Regions from separate parts of the Homo sapiens genome. Here region 2 is linked to region 1. A link is a contact called in ENCODE Hi-C or POLR2A ChIA-PET data. All regions are on one chromosome and are shown on one strand. The core of a region is the stretch at or near the end of the contact, and the rest is flanking DNA. Distances in the headings are between cores, read along the strand shown. Region 1 overlaps RAB7A (RAB7A, member RAS oncogene family). Region 2 overlaps EFCC1 (EF-hand and coiled-coil domain containing 1).

Region 1 (6,859 bases), core at 591-3,090:
GCTAGAAATTTCTTATATCTTGATCCAAGTAGTGGTCACATGTAGGTAAGTGTGTAAAATTTGAACTATAAATAAAACTTAGGTACTCTGGGAACTTTCTGAGAGCAATGGAAATATAGGGAAGTGAGGTGATGACTCACGAATGATACAGTTCAATAGGGAAGTGAGGTGATGACTCACGAGTGATATAGTTCAATCTATGCATTTTACTGTATGAAAAGTTTGCCTAGCCAGGCACAGTGGATCACCGGAGGTCAGGAGTTTGAGACCAGCCTGACCAACATGGAGAAACCCTGTCTCTACTATAAATACAAAATTAGCCAGGCATGGTGGTGCATGCCTGTAATCCTAGCTACTTGGGAGGCTGAGGCAGGAGAATTGCTTGAACCTGGGAGGCGCAGGTTGCGGTGAGCCAAGATCGTGCCATTGCCCTCCAGCCTGGGTGATAAGAGCGAAACTCTGTCTCAAAAAAAAGAGAAAAGTTTGCCTAAACAACAAAAAAGATTAGCATGTTATATTTCATTTGTATTATACCTCAAAAAACAAAACAAATGAAAAACTCTTGACAAAAAGAGATCAAGAGAAAGACAATGAGAACACACACCAGAGTAAAGATTAAACCAGGTACTACCGCCCAGCTCTAAGCTGGTCACCTCATTCACTGCCATGCTAGATTTAAGAGCAAGGCTGGGTATACTTACTGCCCTAGATCCGTAACAGGCACTCAAACAGAGCCGGACGAACATGATAACAACTCAGATATAAGGATGAAGGGCAAAAAAGACAAATTTATTTCTAATGACTCCACTGCCTCTCGGCAGGCTAGGGCACTAAATGCTCCCTTGCCCAGATACAATAAACAAAGTCCACACATGTAGACTAAACAGGATCGGGACTGCTGGTGGTACTCATCCCTGTGCTCTCCTGGTTCTCCAATGTTCTACATGGAATATGTATGCATCTCTGTCAGTGGAGAAGTGACCCCATTCTCAAACAAACAAACAAACAAACAAACAAAAGAACACTTGGCATCCTCCCACACAGGAAGGAGTTCATGTCTTGTTCTAGTCATATGCGCGGAGGTTTTCTGTAGCTGAAATCCTAGACTGCACTCCTAGACTGCACATGTGATACTCTCCACATTCTCCCAAGTTCCTCCCCTCTACCCCGTCACGCACTAGGGCACTCTGGCAACAGCAGATGGGGTGACATGGGAGAGCAGGTTCACTGGACTTTACTGCTGCCCAACAGATTTAGTGAACCATCGATTCCTATTTTTAAGAAAATATTGCTGACAATTTCCTATCATTATAAACAACTCAGCAATGAACATTAGCATAGAGAGCTTTCTCTGTATGTCAAATGGCTTTTTTCAGATAGACTCCTACAAGCAAAATTACATAAGAACTCTGTTACTGTTAGGTGGAACCAATTCATCATCTGGAACTCAGATACACAGAGAAGGCAAAGTAATACATCAAAAAGAAGTCAACAAGTTGACGGGTTCCTAGAAAGTTACCAAAATTAATTTAACTTTGAATTTACAAAAGTAAAGGCCATATTTATCAAAACATCAACAAGTACAGTCCTATGGCTGACTGTGATTTTTAAATTTTTTAATATTTTAATTGAAATTGTTAACAGCGACCTGGGTTCTTGGAATCTTCCATGATAGAAATCAAGAGAGATCACCAGACACAATAGCAAAGAGAAAGTGAAAGTGTATTAGCTTATGCATAGTGAGCTAGCACTGCAAAAGGAAAGGGGCAGCTGTTCTCTGAAAGCAGTGTGGGAGTTAACTTTAAAGGGCTTTCCTGTGGGGAGGGGTGATGTCAGGATATGTATATAGGAGGGGTTTTTCTAGTGCATGCACAGTGGCTAAACATGCTTCTTCAGAAATTGCGTGTAGCACTAGCAGGTTAAATCTCCATCCTGGGTGTGACTTTTGGCATTAAAATGAGGAAAAGGTAACTATAAGTTGAAGTTGAAGTCTAACTGCACATGCTGGGGGCGGGGGGGGGCCCAGGGAGGTCCCTAGCCCCATGAAGCAGGAACTTGTGATAACAGTTTCTCGGGGTTTTTTGTTGCTGATTGTTTGGAAGTTAGGTAAGCTACAGCTTGAGTAAGGGGCTTTTATTCTTTTTCTCTAGACCACATCAAAACAGGAAACCAGCCAGCCTGCTTGTTTCAAAATGTTTTGTTTTCTCCATTTAAAATTATACCCTTATAACTGTCTACCCAATATTCTGATGTGACAAAAATTAACACTGTTATTTTTATCCGTTTTTTCCAAGAGTTAACCCTTCCCTCATTGCATTTTCTTCCTTCTTCACCACAAGTAAATGCTCCTGAAGAGATGCCTTACATAAACATTATCATCCTGTACAGCTTTTTGCAACTTGTCTTTTTTCATTCCCAAAAGTTAACAGTTATATAATATTCCACTGCTTTAATAGACTCACTTAGTTCCCCAGATCATTTGAGTTATTTGCAGTTTTTCACTCCCCATGCAAGGCTGCAATGATAACTCTCATTACAACTCTCTCATAATGTCCAGAGATAAGTTTCTCTAGGCCATACACTCAGACTCAGAACTCTGGATTGCTGCATATGTCTATGTTCAACACTGGGGAGCAGAGTGGCAGTTTCTACTGAAAAGGTTGTACTCATTACTACACTCCTACCATCAACCAGAGGCTGTTCCACTCCCTATATTCTAGCATCCACCAGGTTACCTACTGCTTGGATACTATTAGGCATTATCATCTTTGTCACCTGCTTGTGTGGTTTGTTCTTGTTAGTCTGGGAATCTTGTTATTTACATGTTTAATGTAATCTATTAATCAATCTTCAACATTTTATGATTTGTACTTTCTGTATTTTCAAATGCCAAAGGTGAAAAGTATTCACTATTTTCATTTTTTAAGTTTTCACTTTGTATTTTTTCCACCTTCAGGTCTTGAATCCTCTGGTTCCCCCAAGCTAGAATGTAAAGCCCTGTCCTGGTCCCACTTATTTACCCTACTGGCTGAGCGCAGTGGCTCATGCCTGTAATCCCAGGACTTTGGGAGGCCAAGGTAGGTGGATCACCTGAGGTCGGCAGTTCGAGACCAGCCTGGCCAACATGGTGAAACCCCGTTTCTACTAAAAATAAATACAAAAAATTAGCCAAGCGTGGTGGCAGGCGCCTGTAATCCCAGCTACTTGGGAGGCCGAGGCAGGAGAATTGCCTGAATCGGGGAGGCAGAGGTTGCAGTGAGCTGAGATCAGGCCACTGCACTCCAGCCTGGGCGACAGTGAGACTCCTGTCTCAAAAAAAATAAAAAATAGGCTGGGTGTGGTAGCTCACGCCTGTAATCCCAGCGCCGTGGGAGGCTGAGGCGGCCAGATCATGAGGTCAAGAGATCAAGACCATCCTGGCTAACATGGTGAAACCCCATCTCTACTAAGAATACAAAAAATTAGCTGGGCGTGGTGGCACACACCTGTAGTCCCAGCTACTCGGGAGGCTGAGGCAGAATTGCTTGAACCCAGGAGGCGGAGGTTGCAGTGAGCCAAGATCACGCCACTGCACTCCAGCCTGGGCGACAGAGTGAGACTCCATCTCAAAAATAAATAAATAAATACATACATACATAAATAAAATAAAATAAAATATGTACCCTACAACACCCTTCTCTCCATGTATTACCAGAGAGGTGCACCCTGTGCCCTCTGTTCCTGTGCTCTGTGTATTACTATACTAATATCACTGTTTAAACTACCACAAACTCACAATAAACTGTTCCCTGGAAATTTGTCATGCCTATTTGATTCCATCTAAGATACTAATCAATTTCAGATTCTTTCTGAACAGTATAGAGAACTTTAAAAAACAAGAAACACAGCAGTCACTAATCTTTCCCTACACATTAGATTACACAGTTCTGATCTTTGTTTCCTCATATTACTTTGGAAGTTACATACTCACGATTCCAAAAATAGATACAAGTATACTATTGAAGTGTTCTTCCTTCAGACCTATCTTCATGAAATCACTTTCTGCCTGGAGTTATCCTTTAGAACTTCTGCCACTAGCCCTTAAAGATGTACTCTTTCATTCAGGAGGGTTATTTCAGCAGAGACAGAACACTGTGCTGCCCATCTCTTTCTCAACATACCCCACTGCCTGCTGGGCTCTGCTGCTACTGCCAAGAGTCACCTGGCAGCCTCAGTGCTGTGCTTGTCAGGTTTTCCTCAGTCTATTTTTAAGTCTTTTTTTTTTAATTTCATTATGACTTACACAGAATTCTTTTTATTTATCCTTCCTGGAATTTGGGCTTCTTGAGTCAGTGGATTGGTGCCACACCAATTCTCGAAAATTCTCAGCAAATATCATCTTTGATCTATTATTCTCTCTTTACACCTTCTGAGACTGATTAAAAGTAGGTCCAACCTTCTCACTTTCACTTATTTCTTTCATATTTCCTGCCATTTTTCTTTCATTCTTCCAGCCCTTTTCTGGTGTGGCCAATCTGCTATGATTTAGCAGCATTCTCTGAATTTCCAAATTTCATTGATTGTGCTTCATTTTCTCCCCCTATCAATGTTAACTGTTTCGTTTCTTCCCTGCAGATAAACGATTATCTTATCTTTAACCAAAGCCCCTTTAGTGAGGTATGGCTGACATACAAAGGCTGCACACAAACCATCACTACAATGTAGGCCACAAACCTACTCATCAAAAGGTTCCCCCCATCCTCTTATTATTACTTTTTGTGATAAGAACACTTAAAATAAGATCCTCTTAGTAAATTCTTTCAAAAAATTTTTTTGTAGAGATGAAATGTGCTATTTTGCCCAGGCTAGTCTCAAACTCCTCTCTTGGCCTCCCAAAGCACTAGGATTACAGGCATGAGCCACCGCATCCAGCATGCAAATTTTTAAGTGTACAATACAGTATTGTTAACTACAGGCACTATGCTGTACACATCTCTAGGATTTATTCATCTCATATAACTGAAACTCTGTATCCTCCTTATTTCTTTAAATACAAAAAACACTCTGGAATTACCAGGGAAGTTTCCACTGGTTCTTTCTTGTGGTGCCTTGTTTTATTTTGATTATGTTTTACTGCAAGCTGCTAAAAGCCCTCGAAAAACACATGAGGATTCCTCAAGATCAGGATAATGACGCCTTTGTGCAGAGACAATGATTTTCATTTACTTCTAGTATCTGAAGCTGGCTGCAAGAGCACAAGGGTCATCCTTTTGCTTCAATCTCTTGGGAACTTGTTATCTTTTTCCACTCTTTCCTCATCTACATGAAATCACTTTCTGCCTGGAGTTATCCTTTAGAACTTCTGCCACTAGCCCTTAAAGATGTACTCTTTCATTCAGGAGGGTTATTTCAGCAGAGACAGAACACTGTGCTGCCCGTCTCTTTCCCAACATACCCCACTGCCTGCTGGGCTCTGCTGCTACTGCCAAGAGTCACCTGACAGCCTCAGTGCTGTGCTTGTCAGGTTTTCCTCAGTCTATTTTTAAGCCTTTTTCTTTTTTAGTTTCATTATGACTTACACAGAATTCTTTTTATTTATCCTTCCTGGAATTTGGGCTTCTTGAGAAGCCCACAGTGCGCTGTGGATCTCCTGATGGGGTTTACTTCAAGAGTGCAGCGCCCCAAGGTCCCAGCTTAGTAGTACAGACGGGACTGTTATGACAACCCCCGACCCAGCAGGGGCCGAACTCTGATTTCTGAATTCGCTGGCCCACATGGCTACCAAAACCACAGCTCAGCTGGAGAAGTTCTATTTTCCCTCAGCAAAAGGCAGTCTGAGTCTTGCTGTGACACATGGAGAATCTTCAGATGGGCCTTTACCCCAGCTCCCTGAAGTAATTCTACTCCCTTCTGCCTTCTGTTGAGAATTTGTCAGTCTGTTGTTCCTTTATAAGTCATGTCTTTTTTTTCTATAGTTGCTCTTAAGATTTTGCTTTTCGGTCTTCTACAATTTTAAGTCTTCTTTTAGAAAATTTGCTCAGCTCTTACGGCTTACTGCTTTTTTCAGCTCCATTTAATCTACAGTTTAACTGTTCCTTTAGCTTATTTCAATACTATGTTTTCACTTCTTGAAGTTCTAAGTTTTCCATATCCTCATTTTTTTATAGTATCCCTTTCCATTATGGTTTCTATTTCTTTTTAGAACATCTCTAGTCATTGTGAACATCTCTTGTGGTACATTATTTCCTCATGTGGTTATGAACTCATCTTCTCTCCTGCGGTACTAAATGTCCCTACAGAGTGGTCTTACCCTTGTTTTTGCCAGGAATGACAGGGATTTATGTTAAATCCTTTGAGACAAAGATTTCTGTACATGTGGAGAGTGGGACTGAGAATCTCCAACAACTGCAGACACAAGCTTTGCCAATTTCTTGGGCCAAGGTTTTCCAGTTCTACTCTCAAGCTTGACTTGCTTAAACTGTAGTTACATTTTGAAGATCTCTAGGTGTATGTGTGTAGGTGAGGTGAGGATGAGAGATTCATACCAGCTCTGTCCTAGAAGTGTGAGTCAATTAAGAGTCCTGATCCTCTAGGAGCATGCCATGGCTCGAGGTCAACACGTGCACAAATTTCTACCTTTAACCTACATCATTCACACATTTCAGCAAGCCCCCACTATTTGCCAGGTACTTTCTAGGACTATAATGGGATTAGAATTGTATTTGCCTCTAGAAGCACATAGGAAAGAACAACTGCCATGGAGATAGAAGTTTCCAAAGATCTGAGCTAAAAGTTGGAGACTTCAGGTGGGTATACAGGCCCTGCTGGAAGCAGAGACATATCCACCAACACAAGTCTGTAAGAGCAGCACATGATTCGG
Region 2 (7,290 bases), core at 3,079-5,578, 210 kb before region 1:
TTGTTTTTTGAGACGGAGTTTCAATCTTGTTGCCCAGGCTGGAGTGCAATGGCATGATCTAGTCTCACCACAACCTCCGCCTCCCGGGTTCAAGCGATTCTCCTGCCTGAGCCTCCCCAGTAGCTGGGACTACAGGCCAGGCATTCCCTGCCAGCAGCTTAAGCACCATGAGTTTTGTCACTGTCTTTGATGTGCCTCTGAAATGATGAGCAACTCTTGGAAAATGCCAAACAAAACAAAGTGTGACCTTCCCTCAACTCACACAGCATCGGATTCTTGGAAAACCCTTTGTATATTAAAACCTTGTGGAAAACCCTGTGTTTATATATAAGACAGAGGTGGGCTCCAGTCTCAGATCATCATGACGAAAGTGAGGTTTGCGCAGCATAAATGTCCAGCAGGACACATGGAGCTCATGTGGGGTTTGGGGTGATGCTTGGTCATACAGGATCTGCCCAGAGCCTTGTTTCCCTGGCAGGGCCCCTCATGTGTCAGGAGCACCACCCTTCCAGTCACTGAGGCAAACCCTCCTCCCCACGAATTTCCAGAAAGTCCTGGGGGAGATACTGCTCCCAAGGAGATGCCCTGTTCCAGACCCCTCCCAGCTCTCATGAGGCCTTACATCCCACTGGCCACGGCAGCCTCACCCTGGGACTACGAGGTGCCCACCCCTGTGGGTTTGGACTTGGAGGCTGCCAGGTCAGCACACTGGACCATGCCCCAGCCTTCAGAAGGGTGGTGTCCAGGGTTCCCGTCTGCAAGTGCCCAGCCAGCCTGTAACCTTCCTGGCTCCCTCCCCTGGAGCCTCTGGGCTCACAGAGCCTTTTGAGAAGGGCATCTGGCCTGTGTCTGTTTAATCCTGGGCCAGCCACTCCAATAAGCGTGCCTTACCAAGTCTTTCACCTCTTTGAGACTCAACTTTCCCATCATTTTATTATTTATTTATTGAGACAGGGTGTTACTCTGTTGCCCAGGCTGGAATGCAGTGGCGTGATCTCAGCTCACTGCAGCCTCAACCTCCCAGGCTCAAGTGATCCTCCCACCTCAGCCTCCTCAGTAGCTGGGACCACAGGTGCAGGCCACCATGCTCAGCCAATTTTTGTATTTTTTGTAGAGATGGAGTCTCACTATGTTGCCCAGGTTGATCTTGAACTCCTGGGCTCAAGTGATTCACCCATCTCGGCCTCCCAAAATGCTGGGATTACAGGTGTGGGCCATCTGTCCAGCCTTCCCAATCTTTTAAATGGGAGTAAGTCACCCAAGCTCATAGGGTGCAAGTCAGGGCTAAATTAGGGATGTATGTGCCTGGCACAGAGTAGGCACTTAACAAATATTAACTCCCACACTCTGTTTACAGCTTCCTGCTTGTTCATCTTTCCTTTTCTGTTTCTCATTTTACCCCCTAAAACCTCAAATAAATGCATAAATTTCTGCAGTGCTGTCCTAGTGTTTTAATCTGGCCTGCATCGTCCAATATGGTAACCACAGTCACATGTAGCTATTTAAATTTAATCAGGCTGGTTGCGATGGCTCATACCTGTAATCCCAGCACTTTGGGAGGCTGAGGTAGGTGGATCACCTGAGGTCAGGAGTTCGAGACCAGCCTGGCCAACATGGTGAAAACCTGTCTCTACTAAAAATACAAAAATTAGCCGGGCGTGGTGGTGGGTACCTATAGTCCCAGCTACTTGGGAGGCTGAGGCAGGAGAATCGCTTGAATCTGGGAGGTGGAGGTTGCAGTGAGCTGAGATCATACCATTGCACTCCAGCCTGGGCAACAAGAGCGAAACTCAGTCTCAAAAAAAAAAAAAAAAAAAAAGTAAATTTAATCAAAGTTAAATAAAACTAAGAATTCAGTTCCTCAGTTATGCTAGCTACATCAAGTGCTCAGTAGCTACCTGTGGCTCACAGCTACCAGTGCAGCCAGAAAGCGTTTCCATCATCTCATAAAGTCCAGTTGGACAGTGCTGATCTACAACTTATATTAAAAGTTAAATAGTTTACAGTCATTTTTCCCAGAACTGTAGTTCTCTCTTGTTTGTACTACAATTATATGAATCTAGAATGTGACTGTTTATATAAACACAAAATATATACAAGTGAGGGTCCTGCTGCGGTCTCACATCCTCAAAGGAATTATTGGACTGATGAGCAAACCACTAAGACAAACACTGATGAGTGGACTGACTGGGCTTCTAAATCCCATGTGAGTGAAGGTAGCCAGCCCTCGCTAAACCTAAACCTACCCAGGACAAACTTAAAGCTGGGTCCCTGTCTTCATCACCCAAAAGGGTAGACTCCAGGTGGACTGAACACCTAAAAGATACAATTAAAACAAAAGAATATCCAGCAGAATACCCTTGTGACCTAGGAACGGAGGACCACTCAAGAATTCAAAGGCAAAAATCATAAAGCCAAAAGAATTTGGTGAACCTGATTACATCAAAGAACACACTGGGGCCAGCTGGCATCACTTGGTCAAATCATTTATGTGTCTCCACAAGACCCAGCAACCCCTCTCCTGGGACAGTTCTCACAGCAGGCTGCTGCACGGTGGTGTGGGGGAGGACACGCACTTGGTGTCATCTGGAGTGGCAGGCAGTTGGAGGCAGCCTAGTGTCCACCCCTGGGAGTGGATGGAGGAGTTTGCAGAGGGGAAAAGCAGCCAGAAGATGCACTCGCAGAACAACATTTGGGGTGGGAACTCCAGCGCCGAGTGGGGAGTCAGAGGCACAGTGAGACATGTGCCACAACGCCGCCAATGGGGTGCAAACAGACCCGAAAGACTCACTTCGCAAGAACACATCCCAACAAGAAGATACAGAGAAATCACCGGGGAGGGACTGCCTGAAGGGCAGGAAGGCGTGTGGGAACAAGAGGTGAGAGAGTCCATCCCTGCCCCTGCCCAGTCCCCTGCTCAGAATACATGAGGAATCCCAAGGTTGGAATTGCTGGTCACCAATGACCAGCACATTGTCATTTGACTCAGGGCTGGCATACTTATGCCATAAAGGGCCAGAGAGTAAATACTTCAGGCTTTGAAGCCCATGAGGTTGTTGTCAGAGCTACTCCACTCTGCACAGGAGCAGTCCCAGAAAATATGTAAACAAGTGGACATGGCTGTGTTCCAATAAAACTTTATTCATCGACACTAAAATTTGAATTTTATGAAATTTTCATATGTCATGAAATATCCCTTTTTTAGTTTTTTCCTAGCCATTTAAAAATGTAAAAACTATTCTTAGTTTGTGGATTGTATAAAAATAAGGGTGGAGCTGGACTGGCCCACAGGCTGTAGTTTGCTAACCCCGGATTTAACTGATGACTTCTGCTCCCTATGGAGACAATTTGTCTCCCTATGGAGGCAAACATGTTTAATGAGCCTGGAGAACTGAGGTCTCATCTTTACTCCCAAGGCCAGCCAGCACCTCTGGATTTCCTAAGATAACTAATCCTATTAGGTTATAGAATAATTGAAACCAAGCATCTGGCTGGGGATAAAAAGACCACCCTGAGGGGCACAGGGACCCTCTTGTATGGCCAGGACTGCATACTATATGGTAGCCAGGAGGGAGGGCTGTTATTTTCTTGCTTCAATGAGCAGCATTGATTTCTGTTGTTTGCAGCCATAACTTCCTGGCTGGTACAGCCTTGAGGAACTCACTTCACTTCTCTGAGGTTAACTTTCTTTCCAGTGAAATGTCTGCCTCACGGGGGTGGGCAGAATGTCTAGGAATGGGCCCCCAAGTTCCACACCCTAATTCTCAAAGCCTGTGAGTGAAGTGAGCCTGTCACTCAGAGATGGCATGATGTTCTGTGGCACAGCTGACCAGAAGACGGGATTATCCCTGTCTAATCACACAAGTCCCTTGAAATGCAGATAGCTTTCTGGGCTGGTGTAGAAGAGGCTGTGAGAGAGATGTGAAGTGTGAGAAGGACATGGGGCAGGTCGTTGCTGGCTGGAAGATGAAAGCAATGTGGGTGAAGGAATGCAGAGAGCAACCCCAGCTGACAGCCGGCAAGGAAATAGGGCCTCGGTCCCACGGCCAAAAGGAGCTGGATTCTGCCAACACTGGAACGGGCTTTCCCAGGGGGTCCAGACCCGGCCAAGGGTGCCTTGCTTTCGGCCTTGTGCGAGCTTGTGCAGAGAAGCCCGCCACGCCCGCCTGGACTTCCGGCCTACGGAATTATGAGGTCACAGGTGGGTGTTGTTTCAAGTCACTAAGAGTGTGGTGATCGGCTATGGTTGTGATAGAAACCAAATTCAGCCATCCAAACAACCACACCCCATCTGCTGTCAGCTCAACCCCGACTGTGGCCTTGTGCTCCCAGAGAGACTTGACTGGCCTGAGCCAATCATGAAGCCGCCTTCACGAAGCCTCAATCATGAAGCTTCCTTCAGATTGGTTTAGAAACAGGCATGTGATGCAATTCTGGCCAAAGAGAGGTGAGGGGAAGTCTGCCAGGAGGACCCGTGGATATGGCAGTGATGCCTGAGGCCATGGCAGCTCTCTTGCAACCATGAGGGGTCCTTGCTGACAGGCCAAAATGACAAGCTGAGGAAAACAGAGTGGAAGATGAATCAGGTCCTTGAAAACTTTACTGAACTGCCAAGGAACTGCTCTCCCCTGGACTTCTCACATGAGATAATAAATGTCCTTGTGGTTTAAGCCATTCTGAGTTGGGTTTTATGTTCTTGCAGCATAAAGCATCATCACTGATAAACCACTCACAGCACTGCTTGGGAGTGCAATAAGGTTGTACAGATAAAGTCCTTAGTGCAGTGCCTAACACCCAGTGAGTGCTCAAAAATGTTAGCTTTTGTTCCTTAATCAGTTCCGCCCCCTCCTGCCTCAGGCCCTGTACGAGTCAGGGTTTGACCAGAGAAGTGGGGCCAGTGTGTGGAATCCATCTACAGCCATGCCTGCAGCTGTAGCTCTGTCTCCAGGGCTTTATGACAAGCAGGTGGCCTGTGTGATCACGGGGGCTGGCTAAATGAGTCTGGAATCCACAGAAGGGAAGCTGGCAGGCAGGTGGAGCTCACGGGCACGGCTTATGGGCTTCCCCAGAGGCTCTAGACACGGGCGTGCCCATGAGCTCCACCTGCCTGCCAGCTTCCCTTTTGTGGACTTCAGGCTTGCTTAGCCAGCCCCCACAATCACACAGCCCACTTCCTTGTCATAAAGTCCTTCAGAAAGAGCTACAGCTTGTAGGCCTGGCTGTAGATGGATTCCACACCCTTCTGTCCACAGGTGGAACTTCTCTTTCACACAGAAGCCTGTTTGGCTCTTGAAGCCCACCCAGACCAGCCAGGATAATGTCCCTTACCTAAAGTCAACTGATGACAGACTTTAATCCATATGCAGAATACCTGTACAGCAACTGTAGCTTAGTGTTTGACCGGTTAACTTGCTGTAACCAAGGGAGCGGTCAAGGCATCACATCAAAGCCAGGGGGACGCATCAAAAGCCCATTACACCGCCTGGGCTCAGTTTATTCTGGAATAGATGAAAAATGTCACTGCTGTCTTTTTCTCTCTGCTTCCTATGCTCTGAGCCGCTCAGTGACTCAGCAAGTCTCAGGAAGCTGCAGAGCTGACAGGTCCCTCAGAACCCAGCCAGGCTACTTTGGGCCATCAGGCCACGGCCACGCTGCAGCACCTACTCTGGGAGGTCCTGGAGGTTCGCACACAGCGGCTTCCTTTGCTGCATGGCGTTTCCTGAGTGAAGCAGCCTTACAGGAAACAGAGAGCAACATGTGAAAACAAGAGAACAACAGCAGGAAGAACAGCTTGGGGTAGGGGGGCGGGATGCAGCAGAGGAAGGGCGGAAAATAAATCACAAGGGGTGGGGGGACAGTCCTCAGGGGTCCTCTGTGACTCCTCTCTGGTCCCTACCTGAATTCGGGAACCCCCCCAACTTTACTGAGCAGGGGATGGCGGTGGGAAGGGTGCAACAGGAGTGTGCGAGCAGACACGGACACTCAGCTCTCGGGGGCGCCGTGCAGGGTGTCAGCCTGGGCTGGGTGACTTCTAAGGCCCTGCCAGCCCAAGCTGCTGACTTGGTTCTTTAATTCACCGAAGGATGAAGTATTGAGCCAGCCACTGTCCTTAGCAATGGCATGGCCCCTGACCTCACAGAGCTTACCCCGCAACCTCCCCCCCCGAAGGAGCAGACCTCAATGAAGTCATCACAAAAATACATGAAGGACAGAAAAGTCCAGGGGCCGTGAAAGACGTTAGGAAGAGGCTGTAGATGGAGGTGGGGCCTCCCTAAAGAGTTGGGGTCTGGCAAGACCTGAAGGGTGAATGTGGATTGGTCAGGAGTAGGCTTGGGGATGGTGGAGGGAGCCGTATGCCCAAAGGGCCTGAGAAGGGGAGCCCTGGAGGGTCAGTGTGGCTGCAGGAGAGGATGGGAAAGGGCCTGGTCACTCACAGTCATGATGGTCACCAGAGGAGGTCACAGGAGAGTTGTGAGTGGGCGAGCCCGAGGTGGGATCTGGGTGTTGAAAAGATTAACCTGATGCTGTGTGGTCCGTGGTTCTGATGGAGCTGGGACACCAGTCAGGAGGCTAGGACAGCTGTCCAGGAGTGGTGCTGGGGCTGGGCTGGGTGGTGGGTGCGACTGGAGAGTAGCAGGTGGGTCTGAGCCACTTGGAGCTGAGACTTAGCAGGACTCCGTGTGTACAGGTGAGGAGGGCTCTTCACCTGCTCCTCCTCACTGGCCCCTCCTCACTGGCCCCTCGGCATCCAGGCTGGCTCCAACCTGCTCGTCCCCGTGCAGGCAGTGCAGACAAGCCAAGCTTGTGCCCAGCCCTGTGATTTTGCTATGGGAGTCACCTCCGCCCTGGATCACACAAGTCATGGCCCCACCTTGCCACTCAGGCCTCAATTCCAGGGTCACATCTCAGAGAAGTCTCCTGTGATGGGCTGGTTGTGTCTCCCCAATTCATATGTTGATGTCCAGACCCCCAGAGCTCCTCATAATGTGATCTTATTTGGCGATGGGACCTTTAATGAGGTAATCAAGTTAAAATGAGGTCTTTAGGGTGGGCCCTAATCCAGTCTGACTGGTGTCCTTCTAAGAAGAGGGGATTAGGACAGAAATACACACAGAAGGAAGACCACGCGAGGATACAGGGAGAAGGCGGCCCTGGCTGCCAGCCCAGGAGAGAGGCCGCAGGAGAAGCCAACGCTGCGACACCGCACTCTGGTCAGCCTCCACAGCTGTGGGAGACAAATGCCTGTTGTTGAAGCTCCTGGTCTGTGGGGCTTGTCACAGCAGCCCGAGC

Evidence for each region. A loop is a pair of places that touch in the nucleus more often than their neighbours do. ChIA-PET counts read pairs that join two places held with the same protein, here RNA polymerase II (POLR2A). Pooled maps may share reads with other maps.
Region 2: a pooled map shows a loop between it and region 1 (3-fold over the local background). The contact joins two enhancer-like sites. A Hi-C loop is called at or near these places in 6 of 50 pooled maps. POLR2A ChIA-PET finds 5 or more read pairs at or near these places in 2 of 52 experiments (Panc1 and T-cell).

What each region holds. Positions count from the first base shown.
Region 1 is chr3:128,799,277-128,806,135 of GRCh38, reverse strand. All of the region lies in intron 3 of RAB7A (RAB7A, member RAS oncogene family), which reads right to left. Among named protein-coding and RNA genes, the nearest start is that of MIR12124, 44 kb to the left of the region's middle. RefSeq lists an enhancer at 1,613-1,732. Within about 2 kb of position 1,840, at least 14 of the 41 ENCODE cell types and tissues checked have a DNase peak (open chromatin) inside an H3K27ac peak, as active enhancers do.
Region 2 is chr3:129,014,294-129,021,583 of GRCh38, reverse strand. All of the region lies in intron 2 of EFCC1 (EF-hand and coiled-coil domain containing 1), which reads right to left. It also overlaps a transcript of CFAP92 not described here. Among named protein-coding and RNA genes, the nearest start is that of EFCC1, 17 kb to the right of the region's middle. RefSeq lists a silencer at 4,318-4,477 and enhancers at 4,079-4,580, 5,258-5,307, 5,328-5,437, 5,151-5,658. Within about 2 kb of position 4,328, at least 23 of the 41 ENCODE cell types and tissues checked have a DNase peak (open chromatin) inside an H3K27ac peak, as active enhancers do.